2 separate regions of the Homo sapiens genome follow, and region 1 is linked to region 2. The links are chromatin contacts, found by Hi-C or POLR2A ChIA-PET in ENCODE. All regions are on one chromosome and are shown on one strand. The core of a region is the stretch at or near the end of the contact, and the rest is flanking DNA. Distances in the headings are between cores, read along the strand shown. Region 1 overlaps FMN1 (formin 1). Region 2 overlaps FMN1 (formin 1).

Region 1 (7,225 bases), core at 4,441-6,940, 36 kb after region 2:
AGGGACAGGGGAGTGGGGAATGGGGAATTTGTGTTTAAAGGGTATAAAGTTTCAGTTGGGGAAGTAAAAATGTTTTGGAGATAGAACTGCATAGCAAAATGAATGCACTTCATAATAATAATACAAAAGAATGGCTAGTCAAAGAAAGAACTGGGGCCAAATCAGAGCTGCTTACCTTTTCTGTGCATTCTCCAAGTGACTTTCTTCCATCTTATGCTCTTTTTTGGCTGTAAAAGATAAATCATGATTAAAAATTTTTTCTTCTGTTGTCTCCTTTGCGTAATCTTACAGCTTCAATTACACCCATTCATTACCACAGGAGGTCTGAATTCGGGGGGGGGGGGGGGGGGTAGCCTGTAACACATGTCCTGGCAATAACACTCAATTTGCTTTATTTGCTACCACTGCTTTTTTTTTTTTTAAATTATACTAAGTTCTAGGGTACATGTGCACTACGTGCAGGTTTGTTACATATGTATACATGTGCCATGTTGGTTTGCTGCACCCATCGACTCGTCATTTACATTAGGTATTTCTAATACTATCCCTCCCCCAGCCCCCCACCCCCCAACAGGCCCCAGTGTGTGATGTTCCCCACCCTGTGTCCATCTGTTCTCACTGTTCAACTCCCACCTATGAGTGAGAACATGCAGTGTTTGGTTTTCTGTCCTTGTGATAGTTTGCTGAGAATGATAGTTTCTGGCTTCATCCGTGTCCCTGCAAAGGGCATGAACTTACCCTTTTTTATGACTGCATAGTATTCCATGGTGTATATGTGCCACATTTTCTTAATCCAGTCTCTCATTGATGGACATTTGGCTTGGTTCCAAGTCTTTGCTATTGTGAATAGTGCCACAATAAATATACATGTGCATATATCTTTATAGTAGCATGATTTATAATCCTTTGGGTATATATCCAGTAATGGGATCACTGGGTCAAATGGTATTTCTAGTTCTAGATCCTTGAGGAATCACCACACTGTCTTCCACAATGGTTGAACTAATTTACACTCCCAACAGTGTAAAAGCGTTCCTATTTCTCCACACCTTCTCCAGCATCTGTTGTTTCCTGACTTTTTAGTGATCGCCATTCTAACTGGAGTGAGATGGTGTGTCATTGTGGTTTTGATTTGCATTTCTCTGATGACCAGTGATGATGAGCATTTTTTCATGTGTCTATTGGCTGCATAAATGTCTTCTTTTGAGAAGTGTCTGTTCATATCCTTTGCCCACTTTTCGATGGGGTTGTTTTTTTCTTGTAAATTTGTTTTTCTTTGTGGATTCTGGATATTAGCCCTTTGTCAGATGGGTAGATTGCAAAAATTTTCTCCCATTCTGTAGGTTGCCTGTTCACTCTGATGACAGTTTCTTCTGCTGTGCAGAAGCTCTTTAGTTTAATTAGATCCCATTTATCTATTTTGGCTTTTGTTGCCATTGCTTTTGGTGTTTTAGTCATGAAGTCTTGATAACAGACATAGCTAATAGTGGCCAAATAATTTATTGTTTCCTCTGGGATACTTTTGAGAGTAATGTTAATAATTACACCTAGGCAAAGACATAAATTAGGGAAATCTTGGGTAGATCACGACATGTGGTCCCTCTTGCACGTCTCATCATGTTCCCCCTTACTCTAAACATTATAAATCCAGTAGCATTTGCAGCAGTGCTGCTCAGAGTCATGGGAATCTTGCCGCATACTGCCTCCACACCCACAGGCCCTTTTGGCAGTCTAGGGAAGCCCATGGACTCTTGTCAGAATAATGTTTTCATAAGGTTACTAAGAAAATCAGTGATACTAAGATACAATTCTGAATCCACAGGTTAAGAACCTATGTTCTTTCTATAGGATTATCAAGAGGTTTCATTTTGGGGTGGTTCTTTTATATATCCTTCTCTACAATCAGAAGATATATTATTATATATGAAAATACCACTCTCACACTTTAAAATATCCAGAAAAATAGGAAAGTTGTTAACATAAGCTACAACATAAGTTGTTATGTTATTATGTAACATGTTATTATGTAACATAAGCCTTCAGATTCCTTTAATTTAGGGCTACAATGATGTAAAATGAACGAAAATAAGTAAGTCTCGTATCTAGGATCTATGCTGTGATACTTCATGAAAGATAAGGGATTTTGAAACATCACCCTTTTATTAAACCTGGCCCTACCACTTACTATCTGTATGACTTTGGCAAGTTAGTTAAGACCAAATGCTTAGTTATTGCCTCATCTGTCCCATGAGAACAGCCATAGTGACCATTATCATACAGCTGCTGTAAAGATTTAATGAGATAATACATGCAGAGTGCTTAGCACATAATGTGTGCTCAATATAGGCCATGGCAGGTATTAATACTACATTACCATAATCTTCCTCATTGATTTTAAAATGTAAAGGCTCCCCTGCTCAAAACCTTCCAATGGCTTGTCTTGCCATCAGCCTTGACATAGTATCTACAGTCTTCAAAATGCTCTAGAAGGCCCTGCACTTAAGTCGGCTCCCTGGCTGTTTGGTGGCATTACCTCCTCTTTCCCACACCCCTTCCTTTCCAGCTTCGCTGGCAGCTGCCTCTGGCTTGAGCGCACTGAGCGTGCACATTGGAGGATCTTTGCACTTGCTGTTCCTCCTCTCTGGGACACCCTGACCACAGTCTGCACGATGGGCTCCCTCACTGCATTGAGGTCTCAGCAGAAGTATCTCCTTCTCCAGCTTCCGTAAATAAAAGACCATCCCTTGCCACTCATCATCTTCCTACTACCCCTCCACACACACCCTCTACCCCTACCTTCCTTCCATAGCCTTCCCACAGCCTCTATCTACCTAACAGACTATTCCTTTCCTCATGTGTTTATCATGCAACAACTGAATGTAAGCTCTAGGAGGGCAGCAGCTTCACCTGGCTTGCTTTCTGCTGTAGCCTTAATTGTAGAAAACTGGCTATATGTTAAAGCAATCATTTTAGCTTAAAAATGCATATATTGGATAAAGCTTGCTTAAAAAGAGATATACTGGCTTTCCTGAAAAAACTTTATATTTAGAATATGAACATAAGCTAAAGAAGATTGAGAGGCTAATGTTGTATACCATTATCTCTAAATGTAGTATATTTCAACTAGTAAAACTTATTTTGTTTTATATTAAAATGATTCAGCTTTCATAAGTGCATCATTTTAGGCAGACGGAAGCCATGGCCAGGGCCATCTTTTGCTGTCTGATGTCCCCCCATACTCTTGGCAGGAATTTCTGTGAATTAGTCTGGTACTTAGCCAATCAGATACTGAGAAATGACCTGTGTCTCTCCTAGGTTATCAAGTTCCCCAAAATGTGAAACAAACTAGTGATCTGTTCTTCTCCAGTGATTTTAAGTTATGTGCATAGCCAAACAGGAGGAAAAATTCCTCTGAGGCCCGAGTGATCTTCTTGGACCAGCTCTGCTCTCTCAGCAGATGGTTTCTAACTGGCTACTTCCAAGCTGTGTGTGCTAAGCAGAGTGTGGCCAAGCCATAACTGTATATGAATTTAGTGACAAGAAATACCCTATTCAAACTGAATTGAGCATCAGGTAAGATTTTGCAATACCTCTGTGAATATGGTGATTTGGAGAAACAGAGTCTAAATGTAAAAAGAGGTATTATTAAGAGCCAATGCACACTGCAGAAAACTCTGAGGGTTTAGGGAAAAGGGCCTTCAGGAAAATGAGAAGAAATTAGAGATTTAAATGTTCCCTAATTTTGCCCTTGTACAGATACAAAAGGCATCTACCTTTATGGTGTGACTTGGAAGCTCTAACAGCATGAAATATTTCTCCTACTTGAATGTGTAAAATTTTAAACCAGGCCATTACACATTTTAAGTCTTCAAGATGCTCTAAGCAAAACACAAATACATGACCTGGAAGAACCATGTTTAAAGACTGGAGTCACAAACTCAAATTCTAATACCATCAACAAATAAGGTCACTGTGGGCCAAGTATAAGAATCCCGGTGTTCCAACGTTCTAGTTCTAGCTTTTCAATACGGGAACTATATATCATACAATTGCTCCACAAGAACAATTCTGAAGTTCATAGTTCCACAGCCTACCAAGTGAAGCAGAAATGGCTTTCTATTCCATGGCTATGGGCCCAAGGAATGCAAATCAGAACTCATGATAACTAACTGCCAAGCTTTAACCCTAGCTGTGTCACCTGAGTGTCATGAGCCAATCACAGTGTCCTGTGTTTCAGTCTCCTGCTCTGTCAAATGGAGATGATGATACCTACCCTCCCACATAGTTGCAGCCAGTCTTTGCAGTCAGGTCTTTGACAGTTCAACGTCATGCCATGGCTGCTGGGGGTTCAAGCTTCCAGTGGGTTGGCTGTTTTGCCAGAGTTAAATGAAGTGTAGCATAGAGGAAAGAGCTTGGGTTTTGCACCAGGTGGACCTGGGTTTAATTTCTGCTCTGATACTTATTAACTGGGTGATCGTCAGAAAATCACTTAACTCCACTGAGCCTTATCCGTAAAATGGGAATAATAAGATCTACCTTGCAAAGTGCTTGTGACTATGAGATATACTGAACGTGTGAGATTAATCTAGTGACTGACATATGATGGGCATTCCAGAATGGCAGCCATTTATTGTCTATTGGCTAGAAGCAAATGCTAGTAGTCACTACTCTAGCTTTCTGACTTTTTGGCATGGTTATCACAAAATTGCACACAACATGCTTTCTTTAGAATGTTCATAACTGCTTTCAGTAGACAAGAATTTTGGTTGTTATCATTTATGCTCAAAACTTTAGTGTTTTTTTTTTTTTCATTTCACTCACTGAGCTGATGTCCTTAGCATGGCCTGTAAAAGGCTTTTCTACAAAAGGGTGGTTCCCTATGTCTGACCTAAAGTCATTTTATTTGCTGTTTCAGCTCATTTTGTTTTATTTCATCCTCAGGAGAAAGAGAAAAACTTATTTATAATTTAACAAATAACTGGGAGTCATGGGGGTGGATGTGAGGGGAGAGGTACTTAATGATTACTCTCACCTGTTTTTTCCCCTTAATGACCATGGAGTTCTGTAATCTTTGACCTGATTAACTGGATCACTTCCCCAATACCAAATAAAAGACAATGATACAGGAGTCTTTTTTTGAGAGGTTAAGTTTTCTGAGAGCTAAGATTCCTTCCTTAACCTCTAGGCTCTATATGGTGACCTGTAACAGGTTCCCCTCATTGCACAGTAAATTCAATTCTCTTTGTTGCCACCAAAACTGCCATTTTAGAAGGCAAAGTGAACTATGCCCCTTTTCTGCTTAATGTTCTCACTGGTTCCCCCTCTGAAGACAAAGTGCATTTGCAGTTCACAGTGTGCCCCTCACACCTGCCTCCTGCCATCCCCATACTATCATCCCCAGAGCTCCTGCTGCGTGGGACTCATGGCTGGTCTCTGGACTTAACTTGCTGCATGGTGTCTTTATTTTTGGGCACTTTGCTCCTTCTGTTTCTAATGCCTTCTCTTCCTTGCCCTTCTCCCTTCTCCTACCCTTCTGTTTGAATGTCTTCTCTTTCTTTGAAAACCAAGCTTGAAAATCTCCTCTGAGGGGCCCTCCATGCCTCTCCCCCATAATGTGGTGAGCCGTTCTTTCTGTGGAGATCCAAACACACTATCTCCCCACAATTCCTTATCACAGCACACAGAATGCTATGTCAAGGTCACTGGCTTGCAGCTGGCTTTTCCCACTGGACTCTGTGCTCCTTTCAGAGTTGCAACCAAAATCTGTTTTCAGAGTTTTTCTCTCAACTATTACCTAGCAGGTACTCAAATACTTATTTTTTTTTTTCTTTTGAGACAGGGTCTTGTTCTTTCACCCAGGCTGGAGTGCCGTGATGCAATCTCAGCTCACTGCAACCTCCATCTCCCGGGTTCAAGTGATTCTCCAGCCTCAGCCTCCCAAGTAGCTGGGATTATAGGCACGCACCATGGCTGGCTAATTTTTGTATCTTTAGTAGAGACAGGGTTTCACCATGTTGGCCAGGCTGGTCTCAAACTCCTGACCTCAAGTGATCCATCTGCCTCAGCCTCCCAAAGTGCTGGGATTACAGGCGTGAGCCACCGTGCCCAGCCTTGTGTACTTATTTGACAGATGGAAAAGTACACAACAGAAGAACCCATGTTAGCAGAACACAGTCCCTACTCATTAAGTGCCTGTTTTTTGGCACAGAAATTTCTAATCTTCCATCTTTTGTTTGCAACAAAATAGTGAAGAGTAGAGTAGAACTGAAAAGCAAGAGATTACTATGCCCATCCTATGTCCTGCTTTTAGACTGATACATTAACACAGGCACAAACAGCACTAACACTATAGGGAGGCACAAATAGCATTAACCCTCCAGTTTCGTCTGTATCAGATTGAGTCTTTAAAATATACTATTTTCCACAGTTAACTTTGAAAAAGAGAAAGTTTTTATAAATAAAATGATATTTCCATAAAATATTCAGACTAAGAACATTCACCATTTAAATGTACCCAAATAACCGAAGTTTTTATTCTCAAGAGGGTGGCATTCATACAATGAGAGTGGCTGAAGGAGGAGGCCACTCTTTAAAGAAAGTGGGGCTTTTATGCCAAACGCAATTAAGTCCTATTTATGGATGCCCATCTGGGAGGCAGTAAATTGTGAAATAAGGGGAAGGGATAAGGGTTGGAGTATCTTCCTAGTATTCTTTACACAGTCTATTACACTTTAATATACCATGGTTTATGGACCTGACATGGTTGGTATAAACCAACAGGACGCACAGTTAAGAAGTTGTTTTTATTACAGCTCTACAAATATGGGAGCCGGGTGATGCTAACGAGGAAACAAAGGGACTGCGCTCTGCTTCACGTGGGATCCGTCTGATGTGAGTGTGGCAATCGTTTTCCATTTCTTAGAAAATCCCCGTTGTGCACTTTCCAGGAGAAACAAATGCTTTACACCAACAGAGGCACAGCACGCTGACATCGGAAAGGGATGGCCTTTTAACATTTGAGAGAAGAAAACAACAGATATTTGGAACCAGTTTGTGATGCAGAGTTCTTACCCTTACATTTTTCCTTCTGGTATGCTTGCCCATGGAGGACGATATCCTTGCTGGTCTTCCTAAGTTATTAGTTTTCCTGGTTGTGGTGAAATTAGAAGAGTGATCATTTCTGGTCTGTCAGAGCAAGTGTCTAAGCTGGATGGTAAAGTTGAAG
Region 2 (7,727 bases), core at 2,831-5,330:
AGATGAGTACTACAAAATTGACCAATTTAGTATGTCAGGGAATGAAGAGGTTCCCCGGTCAATGTTACAGCCTGGTTCCTGGAAAAAGAGCCTGCAAGCGTGCATTGCTAATTCCCATTCACACACTGACTTGGCGCAATTTGCTGTGCTGTTGTATGCAATGATCTGCATCAATGACACTGGCCAAGGGAGAAGCAGAAACAGAAATGAGGACATGTAACTTTCAAGAAAGGAAGAGTATCATTAAAATGAAAATTTCTCTGTTGCAAACATCATAGAGAAAATGTGCAATCCCAGGCCAATAAGCAAATCTTTGCCCAAAATAAACATATTTCTTCTGCTACATCTCACTGCGGCCCTTAGAAAAACCGTACCAATGACTTATCTTACTGGAGGTGTTAATACCACCAACATATTTTATTCCTTCCTTCAGTTTTTCCAGTTTCTTTACCAGCAGTATCTGAACTTTTCATTTAGGAAACACCATTCTTCATGGTGCTTATGAAAACAGGAGGTGCCTGAAGGAGGCTGAGAAGAGGTTTGCAGCTTCTACTGTCCTTGATAGGGGAGGGGAGGGGAGACTGCATGCCATCTGATATTCAATTCCTCAACCATACTGGCAATTTGTTTTGGCTAGAACATTTAAAAGTGTAATAGCTCCACTGGGTTTCCTTATTCCACTTCTCAGATTTCAGAAAATCTTTATAATTCCTGAGTAGTTGCAGTGAGTGTGTAGAAAGACACCATCATCAACATAAGGATTCAAAAGGCAACTGTTGGGCAGTAGGACCATCACCTATGACCTCTGGGCCCCCACCGTCATCATAAACATCCACTTCTGCTTGGCCACACTTTTTCTTATTTCTTTTTCCCCAGTAAGCTGCCACTTATTGAGATAAAAGCCATACAGCACACCTCCTAACCTGGTTTTTGATACTTCATGGGCCTGATGCTTTTTTTTTTGAAACGGAGTCTCACTGTCGCCCAGGCTGGAGTGCAGTGGTGCTATCTCGGCTAGCTGCAAGCTCCACCTCCTGGGTTCACGCCATTCTCCTGCCTCAGCCTCCCGAGTAGCTGGGACTACAGGCGCCCACCACCACGCCCGGCTAATTTTTTGTATTTTTAGTAGAGATGGGGTTTCACCGTGTTAGCCAGGATGGTCTCAATCTCCTGACCTCGTGATCCGCCCCCGCTTGGCCTCCCAAAGTGCTGGGATTATAGGCATGAGCCACCACGCCCGGCCCGGGCCTGATGCTTTTTACCTAACGTGTCTGTAGTGTAATTTATGATGTACTTTGTGTAATTTATGTAACTTATGATATTGTGTGCTCTGATGCTGTCAATTGCTCATGCAAGAATCTGAACTACTGTCAAACTGTGTCCTCAGATTTAATGAATATTGTCTAAGAGGAGACAAAGTTGTTTGTAAGTTAAGGGTTCTTAGAGTTACTACTAAGTCAGGTGTGTCTGGTTAGATGCAGCATAGCAAACTGGTTACTCTCCTTTCTAGTTCAGGGAGGGCTATGCCTAGAACAGCCACTTAAAGCCTGCTGGCAGGATGTGCTTAAGCTGCCAAATGGCATCCCGATCACCTCCTCTCCAGGAAAAGTTCAGATCCTCCTGCTACACTGAACACAAGCTCAACAGCATTTTAGAGGGATCATTTTCAAGGCCTCCAGATTATTTTAGATGAACTTCCTTGAACAAATTGTCATTGACCTTTACTGAGCATCAATTTGAGTTAAAAATGAAGGCTGTGTCAGCAACGTGGTACATTGGTGGACTTGGGAGGGGGCATCCCAGATACATGATGCAGGGTTCAGAATAGGTGAGAATAATGAAGATTCTGCCATGGTGTCTTACAACACTAACATCATACATCGACTAGTGTGACAAAACCACTAGGTTTCCCCAACCGAGGCAGGCAAACCTTGCTTTGTAGAAATAGGTATTTTACTGCAAAGTTTTAGTCTGTTCACTAGGATGAAATCCAAAGTGGGCTGTATTTGTCTAACTCTCAAATTAAGTGTTCTCACTCATTATTCTTCAGCACTGGTTCCTGAAGGGTTACGTGGCCACAGTGGCAGCCCTGCTTACCTTCACTGATTTCTCGTAAGCATCCTACTTACAGACCAAAGTGGACTGCAATGAGTACACCTCAAACCTCCCGCTGCTCTCACCATCAAGCCTATAAGGATTGAGACTTCTGCTGGCCCCACATAACTCAAAAGAGCTGAATTATATGGCATGGGTAAAACTGGCACTTTTCTTGTGCATGATAACACTAGAAGGAGCATACAATGGTTATAAGTGGAATCAGTTTTTAATTGATCCGTTCTTTTGGTTGTCTTCAGAGTTAAGTGAAAATGAAGAGAAACTATGTAAGAAAGCAGCATAAAAAGCTTCTTGCTCACAAGCAACTTCAAGCCTTTTTAGTCATGCATGTTCCTTCTCGGCTTTTCTGTTTTGCTTGTCTCGTTCCTTCATTGTGAATTTTAAAAATCCAACCATGTTACCATATTCCTTTCAGTTGCACCAGTAGAAAAGGCGGTTAGCACCTGCATGAATATGGCTTCTGTGACTTGATTTGATCCTGACTGCAGTCTTCATTCTCGAAGCTGACATTAGATTAGGATATGGTGCTGCTTTCATTACTGGATCTATTATAGAAGCATTCCTGAGGGGCTGCTGGCTGGCAGGCATATCCTGGGAAGATGCTCAGGCACCTGGCAAGTCCAGGGGTTCTGGAAAGATGCTGGGGCAAGGGGCAGGCCACATGTGGAGGCTGGATCAGGAAGGAATTTAAGATTTCTGCTCATCTCTGGACTGTCCTCCACCAATTGGGGGGAGAAAGCTCGGCCTCTTCAAGGCCTAAAAATGAGTCTTTGATCATATTGTCCATTCATCTCCAGTCCTCTTTCTTCACCCCTCACAAGATTTCAGAGACGTGGCTTAAAGACAAAAGTGTCAGAGAGGTCAAAGGTGGTTTCCTTATGTGACTCAAGAGCCAGGGTCAGAAAGAGCTGCCTGTGAACAATATTCCACTTGGAAGTTTTCTATTAATGTAATTACTTTCATTTTGATGTAAGGAACCTTTTTTCTGCCCTTCAGTTTTTTTGACATTAAAGAGTCCTGCTTCATCCTACTTCACATGCCTATCAGCCAAGGTCATGAGCAGGTGCTGTGAGTTGCATTTGCTCTCCTGTCTGGAAACTGCCTCCTGGGGATGGGGGTCGTCCAGCTGCACAGTCACAGCACATAACGTAGAACTCGGCTGCGTATCAACACAACATTGCCCATTCATGAACGGTCCAAAATGTAAAAGGTGCTCTGCCGCTGGGTCTCTTGTCCAAGCACACCCAAGGCTGTGCTTGCTCAGGTATTACATTTTCTCCTGGGAGTTGGGGTGCAGAATCTCTGCTGGCCCAGAAAAACCACAAAGGACCGATGTAAAAACAAGAATGGGCCTCACTTAACAACTGATGTCAACTCCTTGCATGGTAACTTGTTCTCCAGGATGAAGTTTATGGCTATTTGTCTCCCTCTCTCCACCCAGGTATGATTCTGTTTTTTCTCCTTTTCATCACGTAAACCATAACAACAAAAAATCATTTTTTTAGTCTGGATAATACATGTTCTTGGACCTCTTCAAGAATAGTTTTGGTGAGTTGCAACATTATTGGAGAGAAAGATGCTGCAGGATTTTGCTGCAACAGGATCAAAACTAAGACCAATAATCAAAACAGCAGTGTGTAACGACAAAGACTTGAACTCTCCCAAGGCAACTGTCCTCAATGATCTTTTCTCTCTTCTGTGACAATGTGACATATATCAAGCTTTGGTTATAAAGCTGGAAATCTCAGCTTTTAAAAAAATTTTGGAAACATTTTGGTATTTCTTCTGCTCTTAGAGTGGACTTTGGGCTTCCACAAGAAACAGTCATCAAATATTTCTGCAATGTTCCCTTAAATAGTTTTCCATTGTTCCTGCGGCTTAATGAGGGACTTCTTAAAGAAGGCATGGGGCACTCTCTGCAGATGACCTCAGAAAGAGATGAGCAAAAACAAACATTTAGTGACACATCTTTCAAGAACGTCCTGCAACCCTGTGGTCACAAAGAGTATGCGTGCAAGGTCCTCCACCTCCAGTGCCATCATTTCCATGTGTCTTCATCTTAGTTAGTGGTCACACTGGCTTCCTTCTGACGCAGTCTTTCTTTCTGTTAAGGAAAAAAAAATGAATGTATCATTTTCTTTCATCTTTCTCAAGTTTTGATACATTTCTCAAATTTTGGTCTAGAATGCTGAGTTTCCGGAATTGTGCCAAATGGCCTAGAAATGAGAGTACCTCTACTGCTTTCCCTAAGCTCTTAGTTATCTGCCCCTCCCTACCTATCACCCTTACTCCCCAGAAAAACAAACAAGAAATCAATAACCAGCCAATCTACCAACTACATCCATCTAAAACACGGGCCTTTACCATGCCAGGGTGGTCTTTTCTGTTCTCTTCTTTTGTGACAAAGACCCTAACTTTGTAGTGTTACTCAAGGACCCCTTCCGTCCCTACCTTTGGCTCATTGATGGAATTAGAGAATGCCCAAGAAGATATGAAAAAAAAAATTACTATTTCCAATGATCAACTTGGCAGAACTCAACAAAAGCCATGCAAAATGGGAGATGACCAGATTTAGTCTCTGCAGAATGGCAGAAGTTCCCGATTTGCCATGGATGTTATGCTCTTCATTCTCCGAGCTTCCTCCTCAGAGACTGCCTTCTAAAGGGAAGGACATGGACATCTGCTGGGAAGACGTAAGAATACACAGGAGCACACTACACAGAAACATGGACCCCCATGGTATCTGTGACACTAGGGAAGCACACATATCAGTATGGTAAGGATGGTGTGCCTGCTCTGGGAGGAGGGTAAATAGAAGGCTAAAATGGAAAAGGGAGAAGTATACTCTTTTGGAATGAGCAGATGCAGAGAGAAGCCTTTGAGAATGGATCCTTAGCTGCTTATGAGCTATGAGATATGATGTTGCAGTGAATTACTAAATTGGCCTAGATATAAACTTAAGTTGATGATTTTTCGACACCCATCCTAAATTTGGACCCCATCCCTAACTTGCGAAATTGAATCAGGAATCAGTTTACAAGCTCTTCCCTGATTTCCACCCACCCACCCACACAGACAATAAAATAAGCAGCCCCAACAAGCCCAGGATCACAACTGGGAGCTTGCTCACAGGGGAGGTCGTAAACCCACTGTTTCCCTTTTGTCTATATGGCTGACCCCATTCTCTCTGCCTTGGGGGAACAAGCTTGGCTGTAAAAGTCTGGATAGAGGCCCAAATAAAAGGTCTGAGGAAGAGGGAGAGGCTCATGAAGGAAGAAGACAAAAATCAGGGTTCAGCCGACTGCCACTGAAAGTCATACAAATGAATGTCATAAATATACCATCAAACGGGTACAAAGGACATGTCCGGTTAGGTAGGGGCCATGTGCTCAACCATGGCTTTCCCCGACCAAAAAGTATAGCCCGGACTTCTCCATTTCTCATTCATCAACCTCATGCAACATTCATTTAGCTGCTCATGGGGTTGTTGGGAGAAACATTATGGTCAATCAACAGAAATAATCTCACTTTGTAACTTAGAACCCATTTATATTTTCAAAGGATTTGAAGCATCCAGCAAAAAGGTACTAATAATCTAAAAGGATAAAGTAAGTAGTTGTTGGACATCAGGGCCCAGAGAGGACAGAGTTTGAAAAATCCGAGAGAGGAGGGTGATACTTCCACTTCCCACTCATTGCCATTCCCCATTGCAGGGTCAACCAAAGCAGCTGAAATTCACAGCAACAAGGAAAACAACTAATATTTATTGAGCTCTTATTATGTGTTAGGCATTTTACATGTCTTTTCTCAGTTTTCTCAAAATAACCCCAAAAAAAAAGTAGTATGTTCTTTTCATGGAAGAGAAAGAAACAAAGTAACTTCACTAAGGTTTTACAACTATTTAAGTGGCAGAGCTGTGATCTGAACCCAGGCCATTTCATTCTCGGCATCCTGGGATCCTAACCATGTAGCTATTCTGACTATTGTCCGTAACACCTAGGTGGAGATTCATTGTGATCTCTACTGAAAACTGGACTTTGGAGGACAACGCAATCTCACATATAGGAAGGCTGGGGAGACTGCTGGTTTCCAGCATAGGGAGAGATGTCAGGAGACCCAGAATCTGGTCCTGGCTTTTGTTATCCACTTGCTAAGTGACCCTGGGTAGGCTGTATCTTTCTGCACTTCAAATTTTCCAACTATCAAAATAGGAGAATCCCTGCCTCTTTCTTTAATGGGGAAAAGGAACTGAAGAGAATGAATATATTTAAACATTTTGAGAAAAAGATACTTTGAGATAAGGGTGACTGTACTGCGGGTAGGGTGTGGAAGGATGTGAAATGGTAAGTGACTAAATTTGGTTTATCAGAAATGACCTATGTTGAGTTTACAGGAAAAACATATAAAGCTATGTTTTGTACCTCCACCCACACATACTTTTTTTTTTTTTTTTTTAACCATATGCTACTCTGGGATGGGAACTGAGAATCTGGATACTATGTTTCATCTCTGAGCTTTAGCCCTTCCTGGGCGCACCTCAATTTTCATGACAATCGTTAGATTATGTTGAAAAATATATCTCACCAGGCTAGCAGTGGGATTGATTTTCTTTGTCTCCACTTTCTTCTCTGAAGTCAACTTGCTGACTGATTCCTGAGCCATTTTCAATCTGAAATAGAAATAGGGAAAAGACAGGGGAGAGAGGGAAAAGAAAGGAAGAGGGAAAAGGAAAGAAGAAAAGAGTTAAGGCAGGTTAAACATAAACCCAAATGCTTTTGAATTAATCCATCAGCAATTTGAAAATACTGAAATGTTTTTTCAATGCTTGTTATTAAATTCAAATCCTAATTAGGTGTGAAGGCTTCTCTGCTTTATCAAAATTTAATTTTCTTCACCAGCTGAAGCCTGTTTTTGTGAACAATGTGGTAGTTTCTGATGGATGGAGTACTATGTGCACAGAGCATTATTTACTTCAGTGTTATCCGGCTTGTGATCCACTTAGCAGATAATGAGATGATTTTGAAGAATGAAGTTCTGAGGAAATGTGAAACTACAAATACTAAAATTCACGAATTCACATCAATTAAGATGTGATAACCTATAGAATGGGAAAAAAGATAACCTACGGAATGGGAAAATATAAATATATGTATTTTTCATTCTGTAGGTTTTTTTCCATTCAAAAAATATATTTATATATTATATTTATATATTACGTATATTTATATATTATATTTATATATTACGTATAACATATAACACATTTATATATTACGTATAACATAACATTTATATATTACGTATAACATATAACACTTTATATATTACGTATAACATATAACACTTTATATATTACGTATAACATAACACATTTATATATTACGTATAACATAACACATTTATATATTACGTATAACATAACACATTTATATATTACGTATAACATATAACACATTTACTTATATATTACGTATAATATATAATACATTTACTTATATATTATGTATAATACATTTATATACTATGTATAATACATTTATATATTATGTATAATATAATACATTTATTTATATATTATGTATAATATATAATACATTAATTATATATTATGT

The links. Hi-C counts contacts between places; a loop is a spot of excess contacts on that map. ChIA-PET counts read pairs that join two places held with the same protein, here RNA polymerase II (POLR2A). Pooled maps may share reads with other maps.
Region 1: a map of A673 shows a loop between it and region 2 (5-fold over the local background). The contact joins two enhancer-like sites. A Hi-C loop is called at or near these places in 2 of 168 maps with a recorded cell type or tissue (A673 and chondrocyte), 1 of 37 single-sample maps with no recorded cell type and 3 of 50 pooled maps. POLR2A ChIA-PET finds 5 or more read pairs at or near these places in 1 of 52 experiments (BJ).

What each region holds. Positions count from the first base shown.
Region 1 is chr15:32,804,106-32,811,330 of GRCh38, forward strand. FMN1 (formin 1) reads right to left here. Exons shown (of 21, transcript NM_001277313.2): 18 at 176-227. LOC107984089 (a long non-coding RNA gene) reads left to right here. Exons shown (of 3, transcript XR_002957769.2): 2 at 6,813-6,891. Among named protein-coding and RNA genes, the nearest start is that of GREM1-AS1, 89 kb to the left of the region's middle. Within about 2 kb of position 5,691, at least 2 of the 41 ENCODE cell types and tissues checked have a DNase peak (open chromatin) inside an H3K27ac peak, as active enhancers do.
Region 2 is chr15:32,770,136-32,777,862 of GRCh38, forward strand. It overlaps FMN1 (formin 1), which reads right to left. Exons shown (of 21, transcript NM_001277313.2): 20 at 6,700-6,784; 21 at 1-4,219. The coding sequence ends at 4,175. Among named protein-coding and RNA genes, the nearest start is that of GREM1-AS1, 55 kb to the left of the region's middle. RefSeq lists an enhancer at 3,433-4,632. Within about 2 kb of position 4,081, at least 2 of the 41 ENCODE cell types and tissues checked have a DNase peak (open chromatin) inside an H3K27ac peak, as active enhancers do.